2 separate regions of the Homo sapiens genome follow, and region 1 is linked to region 2. Evidence: chromatin contacts called from ENCODE Hi-C or POLR2A ChIA-PET data. All regions are on one chromosome and are shown on one strand. Each heading gives the region's core, a stretch centred on a gene start or an enhancer-like site at or near the end of the contact. The rest is flanking DNA. Distances are from core to core; before and after follow the strand shown. Region 1 holds the start of ZMAT2 (zinc finger matrin-type 2). Region 2 overlaps CYSTM1 (cysteine rich transmembrane module containing 1).

What was found. A loop is a pair of places that touch in the nucleus more often than their neighbours do. ChIA-PET counts read pairs that join two places held with the same protein, here RNA polymerase II (POLR2A). Pooled maps may share reads with other maps.
Region 1: a loop to region 2 is called in a pooled map, with 2.2 times the contacts of the local background. The contact joins the promoter of ZMAT2 here to the enhancer-like site in region 2. A Hi-C loop is called at or near these places in 1 of 168 maps with a recorded cell type or tissue (Ramos) and 4 of 50 pooled maps. POLR2A ChIA-PET finds 5 or more read pairs at or near these places in 1 of 52 experiments (AG04450).

The regions. Positions count from the first base shown.
Region 1 is chr5:140,698,338-140,704,025 of GRCh38, reverse strand. It overlaps ZMAT2 (zinc finger matrin-type 2), which reads right to left and starts at 3,579. Exons shown (of 6, transcript NM_144723.3): 1 at 3,548-3,579; 2 at 3,114-3,207; 3 at 1,897-2,020; 4 at 35-108. The coding sequence starts at 3,565. It overlaps HARS2 (histidyl-tRNA synthetase 2, mitochondrial), which reads right to left. Exons shown (of 13, transcript NM_012208.4): 13 at 4,721-5,533. The coding sequence ends at 5,474. RefSeq lists enhancers at 747-1,289, 3,251-3,320.
Region 2 is chr5:140,216,678-140,222,241 of GRCh38, reverse strand. All of the region lies in intron 2 of CYSTM1 (cysteine rich transmembrane module containing 1), which reads right to left. Among named protein-coding and RNA genes, the nearest start is that of CYSTM1, 44 kb to the right of the region's middle. Within about 2 kb of position 1,735, at least 15 of the 41 ENCODE cell types and tissues checked have a DNase peak (open chromatin) inside an H3K27ac peak, as active enhancers do.

The DNA of each region.
Region 1 (5,688 bases), core at 2,330-4,829, 480 kb before region 2:
CCAGCCCTAGTCACAAGCTACCTCCAAGCCTTACGTTTCTTTCCATTAATGTGATCCAGAAAGTTGATGGAGTCCTTCACCACACAGTCACAGACATTGCAGTAATATCTAACAGGAAGAAACAGCACCTGAGTCAAATATGGTTTTAAGGATCTTATCATTTTCAACCAAGAAACTCAAATTTTTAGGTAAACTTCTTTTTAGAAGTGTTAAGCCTTCATTTCTATAAAGCCTTAGCTTTCGAGAGAGTATAGCAGTCATCTTCCAAGACAGCCCCAGGATGAGCCCCACCCTCTTGGTATTCCTACTCTGTGTAGTCTCTTCCCAATTTGTACCAGAGTTGGTCTGTTTGGCCAATAGAATATGTCAAAAGTAGTATCTTCCAAAATTAGGTTATTTTAAAAACCATGCCTTCTGTCTTTGTTTGGGTTACTTGCTCTGGGGAAGCCAGTTGCTTTATTGTGAGCAGTCTTATAGAAAGGTCTATGGGGTGGCCGGGCATGGTGGCTCACGCCTGTAATCCCAGCACTTTGGGAGGCCGAGGCGGGCGGATCACCTGAGGTCGGGAGTTCGAGACTAGCCTGACCAACACGGAGAAACCCCGTCTCTACTAAAAATACAAAAAAATCAGGTGGTGCATGCCTGTAATCCCAGCTACTTGGGAGGCTGAGGCAGGAGAATCGCTTGAACCCAGGAGGCGAGGCTGTGGTGAGCCGAGATCATACCATTGCATTTCATCCTGGGCAAGAAGAGTGAAACTCTGTCTCAGAAAAAAAAAAAAAAAGAAAAGAAAAAAGAAAAAGAAAAAAGAAAGGTCTATGGGGCAAAGAACTTAGGCTTCCAAACCACAGGCATGTGAGAGAGCTTGGAAGCAGATCTTCCAGCCCCACTTAAGATTCATATGAATGCAGACCTACCTTGCCAACTCCTTGATTGCAGCTTCATGAAGACCCTGAGCCAGAACCACCTAGGTAAGCCACTCCCAGATTCCTTACCCAAAGAAACTGTGAGTGGTGTAGTTTATGCTGCTAAGCTTTAGGTTAATTTGTTAATTTACATAACAATAGATAACTAATACAGACAGGAATGGACAACAGTGGGTTTACTAAGCAGCTCAGAGAAGTGTCACTCATTGCTATCTGTGTTGCTCTCCTGCCAGAAAACCTAACTGGACAGAGAAGCAGTGGGGGGCAAAAGGGTGACAAGCTCTTGTAGGACCCTTCTTCCTATAGGTTATAGTCTTGGAAGAAGGTGTACAATCAGGCATCCATAACAACTACAGCCTTTGCAGCTAGTCTGGAACCTCAAACCCCTCTTCTTCACCATTAACAACTCCTAGGCTCTATTCTAGCTCCACCTAATTTCTCTCCTAGAAATCTCCTCAGTAGTCCTTTCCTTCATTTCTTCTTCTGACAGATCAAATAATCCCTTTTAAAATATTAATAGTAAATCAGAATTGATAACAAGTACAATGGCAATAAAAAATTTAAAAACTATATTGAGTAGTAGCTGTAGTGCTCATAGTATGATTTTTGTTTGTTTTGGTTTTTTTAATTGAGACAGGGTCTCACTGTGTTACCCAGGCTGGTCTTGAATTCCTGGGCTCAAGCAATCCTCCTGCCTTGGCCTCCCAAAGTGCTGGGAATACAGGCGTGAGCCACTGTGCCCAGCCAATGCTAATAACATGAAGAAACCCACTGAGTGACCACTCCTAGAGACACTATCATGTCAACTTGAGACCTTGGGAGACACAGAAAAACAAATATAAAGATAGAATTACAGGCAAGAAGGACGTAATCCTGGGGCCAAGGACCTTCCTTAACACTTCCTAAAACCAAAATAGGTGGCTTATTAGATGCATTCTTGGCTGCAGAGGAAAAATGATAAGCAACTCACCCTCCCATCTCAGATTGAGGGGTTGTCTTGGTAATGACAATTGTCTTCCCAAGCTTGGATTCCAAGTCCACCTTGTAGTCCCTATGCCGTAAAAGCTCTCGCTTGACAGGCTGCACTGGTTTTCCTGAAACATAATGGGGAAGGAAGTCCCTTCAATATTATAGTTCCTCAACCAGAAAGGAAAAAAAATGCATGAAATCCAAAATTCAGGTCTTACTCATTTCAAAATCATTCCTGAAAGGACACAACAGACACTTAAAGTAGCAGCTGGGGAGAATCTCAACACAGGAAGAAATCATAAGCAATCCTCAACTCTACAGCTTTTCTCCACTTTAAAGCCAGCAAATCTAAAAACAGTATGTTTTATATTCATTGATTAACTGAATTGTGGGGGAGAATTTCTGAAGAATTACTAGAAGCAACTTTTTCAAAACGGGAGCAAGGACATTCAAGAATGCTTTCAGGCAGATACCCTAGGCATAACGGAAAGGAACCTTCTGAGAGCTGGGCAAATTTATAAAAGGGGACCAACATCTAGGAAATGCCTGTTACATGTCAAGCACTATTTATTTTACATGTTACATAAAAAATGAAAGAGTTAGTGAGTGCAAGGTGGCCTGGAGGTAAAGGGAAAGAAGAATGTACACGTTTGAAACAGATGACAAAATAAAACATTTCTTTATGCAATCTCTTAAACAGGAGAGAAGCACCAACTCCCTGATGTACAAGGCACAGAGAAACAGCACTACTAAGCTCTAGCTGAAACAATCACAGATCCTGCAAAGTTCCCCGGCTTTTCTCAGACTATATGGGAGGGTCTTGATTGGGCCAGGAATGTTCTCTCCCTTAAGAAATTTCAAGGGAAAGAGGGGGGTCACTGATAGCGGTAATGCACAGCAGCAAAATACTCTACTTAACTTCTCTGTCACTACTAAGGATGCCGTTATCTTCTCTGTACTTCAGGAAAGCATTAAACGAGCCAAGCAAAGGGTGGGCAAGGAAGCAGAGTGAAATAGAGCTGAAGAGCATCTCAAAACTACTTACTTCATCCCACCTCCTCGCTCTCATTTTGTAAATGCAGAAACCTAGGCCCAGGGAAGCAGCACTCTGCCAGAGCTTACACCGCGTGGGAAGGCAGCGCACTTCAACTCCCACCCGCTCTCCATCATCGCATCGCCTCTGTGATACCCTTAGCCCTTGATGTAGTTAGCACCCACCATCTTTCTTTTCTCTCTCTTCCGTGAGCCTCTTCTCGGCGAGTTTCTCATATTCATCTTTGTCCCACTTTCGGCGAAAGTCCAAGTTTTTTGTCTGTGGGGAGGAAAAAGCGTCAAGATCCGTCGCCGTGTCTGGGCCCCTAGAGAAGCAGGGAACCGCGCCCTCGCGGTCCAGGTGTCTACAGGACGTTTTGAAAGCAAAGCCTCTTTGGACTGTACGAGAAGACTGAGGTAGCCTCAAGACCCCAACCCGAGAAACCTCCGCGATTCTACTGACCCTCTGCCAAGGCCTATTACTGGGGAGTTCTTGAACCTGAACCCTGGGATCTCGAGGAGATATCGGGAAGCCAGTCGGGTGCAGGAGTTTGTCTCTATTCAGGTCTGAAAAACCATTCCCCACCCCGCAAAACCTCCTCCTCAGACACAACACCTACCCCGCTGCCCGACGCCATCTTCACAGCGAAGTGAATGGCGAGCTGAAAAACGCCGTAAAAAGCGGCTTGGAGCCGTAAGGCAAGATAGCCCTCCAATAAGCTTGGAGTCTTGTGTTCTAAACGAGCTAAGGACTGGAGGGTTTCTAAAACAGGCTTGTTGGCCCCGCCTCTGCTCCAAGGAGACAGCGCAGGCGCAAGAGGAGTATGAAGCAACACGGAAGTAAGGGCGCTTGCAATTGTTTTTTGCCTTGGATTTCAAAACAAGCATTAAAGGGTCAAGATTTAGTTCAACTATTTTACAAACAAGGAAACTGAGGTTCGCAAAACAGTGGTCTCTGATCTAGTCTAGCAACTTTGCGTCCACTGCCAAGAATTTCTAAACCTTTTTTAAGGCCGAAGCGCCATTAGGGGGTCTAGATGCCTCTCATTCACCTGCATGCACTAGGGATATGACCCTAAACTACACTGAAACGTTTGCAACAGAGGCACCCTTCCCGACGCACATATAAAAAGCATGTTTTGCACTTGGGCTCTTTTCCTTGAAGCAATGCTACCACCCTTTGGTTCACTTATTTTTCCATCATCTGGGGAACTTTATAGTAGAACATAATTTAATCAGCATAATTGGATTTGGAAAGGCCAGTCATCAACAACACTCTAGAGTGAAGCACTGTGGCATACCGGCTCACTATATGTTGATTTTTAGCAACAAAACTACCTCTTGGCCGGGCACAGTGGCTCATGCCTGTAATCCCAGCACTTTGGGAGGCTGAGGTGGGTGGATTATGAGGTCAGGAGTTTGAGACCAGCCTGGCCAAGATGGTGAAACCCTGTCTCTACTAAAAATACAAAAATTAGCTGGCTACTCGGGAGGCTGAAGCAGGAGAATCTCTTGAACCTGAGAGGCGGAGGTTGCAGTGAGCCGAGATCACGCCACTGCACTCTAGCCTGGGTGACAGAGCAAGACTCCGTCTAAAAACAAACAAACAAAAAAACTACCTCTTGAGGAGACAGGGAAAGAGGGAGAAACTGTGGCTGCTCATCACTGAATACAGAAGCATCATCCCAGGGAGGTTACTTCTACCTCACAGAATTCTCCAATGTACACTCAAGCATTTTCTATGGTCTATGCAAACAAAGCCCTTGATAACAATAACAAATTACCCAAACTACTACACTTAATATTTTATTTAACATGTTATCCAACCACTTCTAAAACAGCCTCCATGGCACGGTATGGAATAGAGCAGTGATTCTGGCACAGGAAATGGTCTCCAAAATCTCAAAATATCAGATCTCTACCTTGTCAAGTCATCTATTAAGTTCAATGTTCAAGATTATCAAGCATACAGCCCCACTCTTCTACTGTAAGCAATGGATGGGCTAGAGAGATGTCAAATCAACATGGGTACTGCCATGCCCTTAGGATAGCATCTGTCCTCAAAGCTGAAAGCAGCCATTGCCCCTCTTTGCTGTCTTCCAAAAACTCCCCAGACAGGCCAATGGCTGATTGTGGACAAATTCACCAGAATCTGGTTCCGTAGCTACAGTAGAAGGCTAAGTATCTGGTTTCTGATCTCAATGGTTCAGAATCCTGAGCCTGAGGTGACTCTCCCAGAGCCTTGCTCACAGCAACAATCTCACTACCTCTTGACAACGTTCCGTGGCACTTCAAATTTGCCTCTGCAGCTAGAGCATGTCTCTTTCACATCCAGCCATCTGCACCCATGCAGAATAGCTGCTCACACTAGCCCAGGAGTCCTCAGGGTCTTCTACAGTTCTGCACCCAGGAAGAATGGAGGAGGCAGAAGGTACTTGTCACCCTTCCTGGCTAGTTGTTGTGAAGTCCATCACTCAATTCCAGAGGAATTCAGTTCTAGAGGAAACCTTTTCTACAAAGAGCAGCAGATGGGAATCAGGCAAGGATCAAGACTCAGACAGTCGCTTCTGAATTTCAGCCACAAAATTTTCCCGTTTAATGGCCACCTGAAACATAAGAGAATCCTCATGTGATAAACTAGAAAGTGATACTAACTCCTTAGCCACTGTTTTTCCAGATTTGTTTTACTCTGCATCTTCTCCCATTACTTATACAACCAGAAAGGAGTAGTGTGGGTTGACCTGAAGAATGTATACCCTCA
Region 2 (5,564 bases), core at 486-2,985:
AACTGGAAGACATGGGGGATAATACCATGCTTGCACAAAGCTGCCATGAGGGGAAGACAAGTGGCTTCAACAGTCTTAGTCATCAGCAGGCTCATGGTTTCAAGTCCTAAGAGCCAGGTCTGGGGACAAGGCCAAAAGCCCAGCTCAACTAGGGTCAGGAAAGAGAAGGGTCAAAGTCATTAAGAGCCCACGCCACTAGAGCAAGCTGGCGGTAGTAAGGCGCACTGCCTAGTCCAGTGCCCACCAATAAGTGACAAGGGTGCCTCCACAATCATAAGGAAGTGGCCAGCTGAAATGTGGTCAATGAAAGGGGATATATCGGGGATATATCAAACTGGAATTATAAAATGTTGTGAAAGCCTATCAAATATCAAAATGAAGTCTGATATTATGAGTGTCCAGTGATAGTTATGCTGGAGTCTAAAATTAGATGGTGAGTAAAGCTGACTTTTGCTCAGCAGAGAACGGTGATTCATCAGAAACTGATCTTCAAAGACATCCTGCTCCTTGTGCTTTAAACCCTTACCCAAATGAATTGAAAGTAGGGACTTGAACAGATATTTGTACACCCATGTTTGCAGCAGCAGTATTTAGAAACATAGTCAAAAGGTGGAAGCAACCCAAGTGTCAATGGATAAACGAAATGTGGTATAAATATGCAATGAATATTATTCAGTCTAAAAAAGGAAGGAAATCCTGACACACGCTACAGCATGGATGAATCTTGAGGACATTGTGCTAAGTGAAATAAGCCAGTCCAGAAGGACAAATACTATATGATTCCACTTATATGAGGTACTCAGTGTAGTCAAATTCATAGACATGGAAAGTAGAATGGTGGTTGCTAGGGGCTGGAGGTAGGAGAAAATGGTGAGTTGTTGTTCAACAGGGACACAGTTTCAGTTTGGGAAGATGAAAAGAGTTTTGGAGATGAGTGGTGGTGACGGTTTCACAACAATGTGAATGTACTTAATGCCAATGAATTGTACATTAAAAATGGTTAAAATGGCAAATTTTATGAGAATTTTATCACATACATAAAAACCTGCATTATTTTTTTCTTTTCTCAAGAGACAGGGTCTTGCTGTGTCACCCAGTCTGGAGTGCAGTGGTGCAATCATAGCTCACGGTAACCTCGAACTCCTAGACTGAAGTGATCCTTCTGCTTCAGCCTCCTAAATAGCTAAGAAACTTGCATTCTTTAATCCTCTGTTTATACATGAGAATTCCAGGACACTTCAACACTTGGGGAAAAAGACACCAGAGCTGAGCTTCACAGCAGGCAAAACTCTGTACGTTGGTGGCTCAGGATGTTCTGTCCCAGCAGCAGCTTCAGTTCTCTTTGGTTTGGTAGCATGAATCAATCCTGCAGGCCCCTGGAGCCAGCCTGGACTCCAGCCAGCCAGAGACACCTCATGGTCACAAAACAGTAAGTCCACTCTGCCTGCCTGTGTGCCCACCTGCCCTCCTGCTTGAAGACTCTTCTAGACTGCTCCAACTATATCTCACATCCAGCAAATGTGCTGAAGGAGAAAGAAGCTGCTGTTGCTGACACTTAGCTCAGTCTCCTTCCCACCTCACATGCTCACTTTGCATTTTCCTGACACAGCCAACCCTGCAGAGGAGTCCAGAAACAAGAGACATCATCCCTGACTCAGGCAGCTCACAGACCACTTGAAAAGAAGACAAAGACCCATCTCAGGAAGCTCACAGCCACATGCCAAACTGGGCAAGACCAATTATAAACACAATTGGAACAAAATCATGACAGATCCTTTCAATGAGTTAAGGTGAGAGGAATGTTAATCTTATTACCGCCCTCTCCTCATTTCTCTCTTCTTGCACTGCTAGAAGAAAATTCAATAAACGATGGCTAGTGAGTGGCTCACCAAGAAATGGGCATCATCTTAGATGGGCCCTGGCTGCCACAGCCAGCCCTAATAGCCCTGGCTTCTGACTGATAGGGCCACCATGGCCTGACAGTCCCTTGCCCTCAGGATGGAACCGTGGTTAGGGTGATTAATGCATGAACTGTTATTTCATACCCTGCTGAGCAGCAAGAATGATGCTTGAAACCAGGGAAGCATAGAAATAAAGCAAGGAGAGAAAAGGTAAGAGTGAAACAGAGATAGGAAATGACTTAGAAACCAAAAACCCCCAATGTCAGTGGCCCTTGAATATAAGACAACTACTGCCATGATTTTAGAAGGCTAAACAGAAATCAGGGAAATGATTTCCTCCTGGTTTTCAGGCACTGGGTTACAGAAAAAAAAAAGAGAGAAGTTACTTTGAGTGGAGCTGGCTCTTTGGAACTTGCCCAAATGGGCAGAGATCACCAAGGAGGTAGCTGTTGGGTTTTTCCAATTAGTGTCCAGGCACAGGCAGGCACAGACTACTCTGTTATCGTCAATGTTAGCCTGATTCACATTGAGTGCTGGCCCAGGAGTCTCATTCAAATAGTACTTGCTGCATTTTCTAAGAAGGTAAACACTGCCATATCATTTTTAATGAACATAAAACGTGTTTTATCTTAGGTATACAGACCATAACTGGCTTCAAAAGGTACCAGATTCCTGTGTTACTGATTAACAGCTCCAGGAGATATATTTATGCAAAGCACCGCAGGTTGTTTTCTTTTTCTACTGCCAGGCTTAATTTTATGACAGTAAAAACAGTAGTGTTTTCTCCTGAACGCACCTCAGTTTAGAGGCTGGTACACAGTGAGTTCCAAGGTCAGGGATGGGACAGGATGACCATTCTCAATGAATGTGGTGAGAAGGTGATTCGGGGGCAACCCTCACTTGTAAGGACTGTCTCCCACCCCTCCCCTCTACTACCTGCAGCACACTGCCCACGATTTCAGAGAAACAAAGGCCATTCCTTGTAGATTTGCAAAGAACTGTGCAGGGTGCCTGGGCTATGCCAAATTATCCACCGCAATTCCTGCTGTTTCGTAACACTGTTTTGTAACACAAGCTGACATCCACCTAGAATCAAGGGCAAATGGTCCTGAAAATCCCCACTTTACCCACTGAGATGTGATTATTTGGCAAATGTGAGGCTAGAGACTTCACCAGCAGAGAAAAGGAGACAGAAGTGGTGGCCTGGCTTGTACGACTGTAACTAGGACTCTGGCCCTGGAAGACAGGGCCAGAGTTTAGGGAAACAACTCCCTTCCATGGTGAACTCTATCAGGCTTGGCCAGCTTGTCACTGAAGCCAGATTTAAAAAGTCTCCACAATCATGACCAGCCTCTTGCCATGAAAACTGTAAGGTGGAAAACTAAGTAAGGTTGGCCTTGTAGATGGAGCAGGTATGTAGGGACCCTCCAAAAATATGCTGGGAGGGCCAGAGGGCATCTGATTTCACCCCATCCGGTAGAGTTCAGCTGCCAAAGCGGTGATTTTATTTACAGCACTACCAATTTGGAGAACTAAGAGATAGAGCAGAAGGACTCTCAGCAAACTCCAAAAGCCCCGTATATAGCACACTTGACTTAGGGTACCACCCTCCTGGATAGTATGTTTGCAATGCTGCTGTCATCATCTGTCCATATCACAGCACAAGCAGACCAAATCCCTTGGGCCTGGCAGCCCACCAAGGAACATAGGGCAAAAGCAAAGAAAGGCAGTGCTACAGTTGGGACACCCTAGGGTCCAACCTCAGTGCCACTTTGAGGGTGTGACAGCCTCTTCCAGCTTTAGTTTCCTTACCTGTAAAATAGGGATGAGATTAGTACCTATTCCCTTATTGGGTTCTTCAAGAACTTGATGAGTTAATCCACATAGGCCAGTGCCTAGTATACAGCGGGTATTCTGTATACTCTAGCTGCTACTATTGCTCCCAAGACAGAGACCTGAAGGACAGAAGGCAGGGCTTCCCAATCGCTAAGACACCTGGAAGCAACATGGGCATTGCATAGAACTGGTACACCCTACAGACAGTTGCATTTTACACAATGAACTGGAGTCTTTTTGAAAAATGAACAAGAGACATGGAAATGGGAAAAAAAAGAGATGTCTGTTTATCTAAGGTACTGCCTTAGTCCAACTCCCTGTGGATGCTAGGCTCTAAAGTGATAATCCAGGAGGGCCAGGGGTACTGCCTCCTAATGATATTCACAACCACAGCCATCCTTATTACCACACCGACCATATCGGCTAGCTGGAGCGGGCTATCACCAAGAACCTTTCTACCAACTCTCACAGTCACCACTTTTCTCCCATGATTGAACAGGGAAATGGAAATGGTCCTATTTAGCAATTCCTTTTGACCTCCAAGATAAACTCTGGGGACCCTCAGCTCCTAATTTTATCTGGATGAAAATGTTGAGGACTGCAATGCCACTTATCACTGTATGCTCACAGCCTACCACAGGGCACTCAGTAGGCCTGGCACACTAAATGAATGAGTGGATGGACAAATAACCTGTCTTGTACTCCTTACCTCAGTTGGAAAAGCCTGTCTTATTAAGAAACTGCAGATATGGGCTTAGCTGGTGACACTCTGAAGCAACTGCAAAGCACTGATAAGGAAAAATATGAGACCCAACTGCTCTCAAGTTCTTAAGAAAGGGAGTCACTCCACTTCTGTCAGGTCAACCCCTTCAGAAGAGATCTTGGCGTACTCTGAATTTTCTAGAAAGGGGCTGAGGGTAGTCCTTGATATCAGGGCCATCACTTTATTCCAAAGGGAATAATCTGCCTGGAGAAGATCTTGGAAGAGAATCAAGCAAGCAGAGGGAGCTTAGGGTCCTGAGTCCAGCTAGGCCAGGGAGAGTGGGCCTAGTAGCCACAGGATACACCTTTTTCACAGAGGCTTCAAATCTGCAGCCCCAGGACATCTTGCCCACAGCCCTGGGGAGTTCATGGTTACCCACTAGCTGCCTGAGGTACTTGGAAAGGGCTTTTTTGGAGGCTCAGGAGGAGGAGAGAGAAATATTAATCCTTCACAAACAAATTACCCATGATATACATTCTCTCCAAAAGCAAAAAGTCACTTTTACCCATTAAGAACTCACAATATAATCTTGCGCTGTCTCTGTCTCTAAAATTCTCCAGGCTGAAAAGGTATCCCAGGCTAGCAAATGGACTCATTTCAAGGGTAAATGGAAAAGCTCAGAGGAAACCAAGGCGCTACTTAAAAAAGAAAGAAAAAAGCCTAATGGAGATTTTTTTTTCCCTAAGGAAAATGCAATTGAAAATCATCAAAATCTTTTCTAAGCTGTTCCCAAGTTATAGTCTTTAAGCAAGTGTGTTCCTGGAGAAAGGGCCTGATGACTAGAACCTCAAGAGAAAGCTCAGGTACAACCCCCAGAACGAGAATGCGTATGCTCTTTGTGTGTGTGTGTGTGTCATAGAGGGAGAGGGCTCTACTTCCTCCCCTTACTTCAGAAAGCCCTGAGGATGGGTCAGGGCAACCTTAGGAGTATGCTACCTTTTCCAATCAGGATCCCAGCCTGGCTACACAAGGCACCCTTGATCAAATGAGGAAAAGGCCACTGAGCCCAGCAGGGAGAGAAAAGGAAGGGAGCAGTATTAGCCTCTCGAGACCAAAAGCATTGC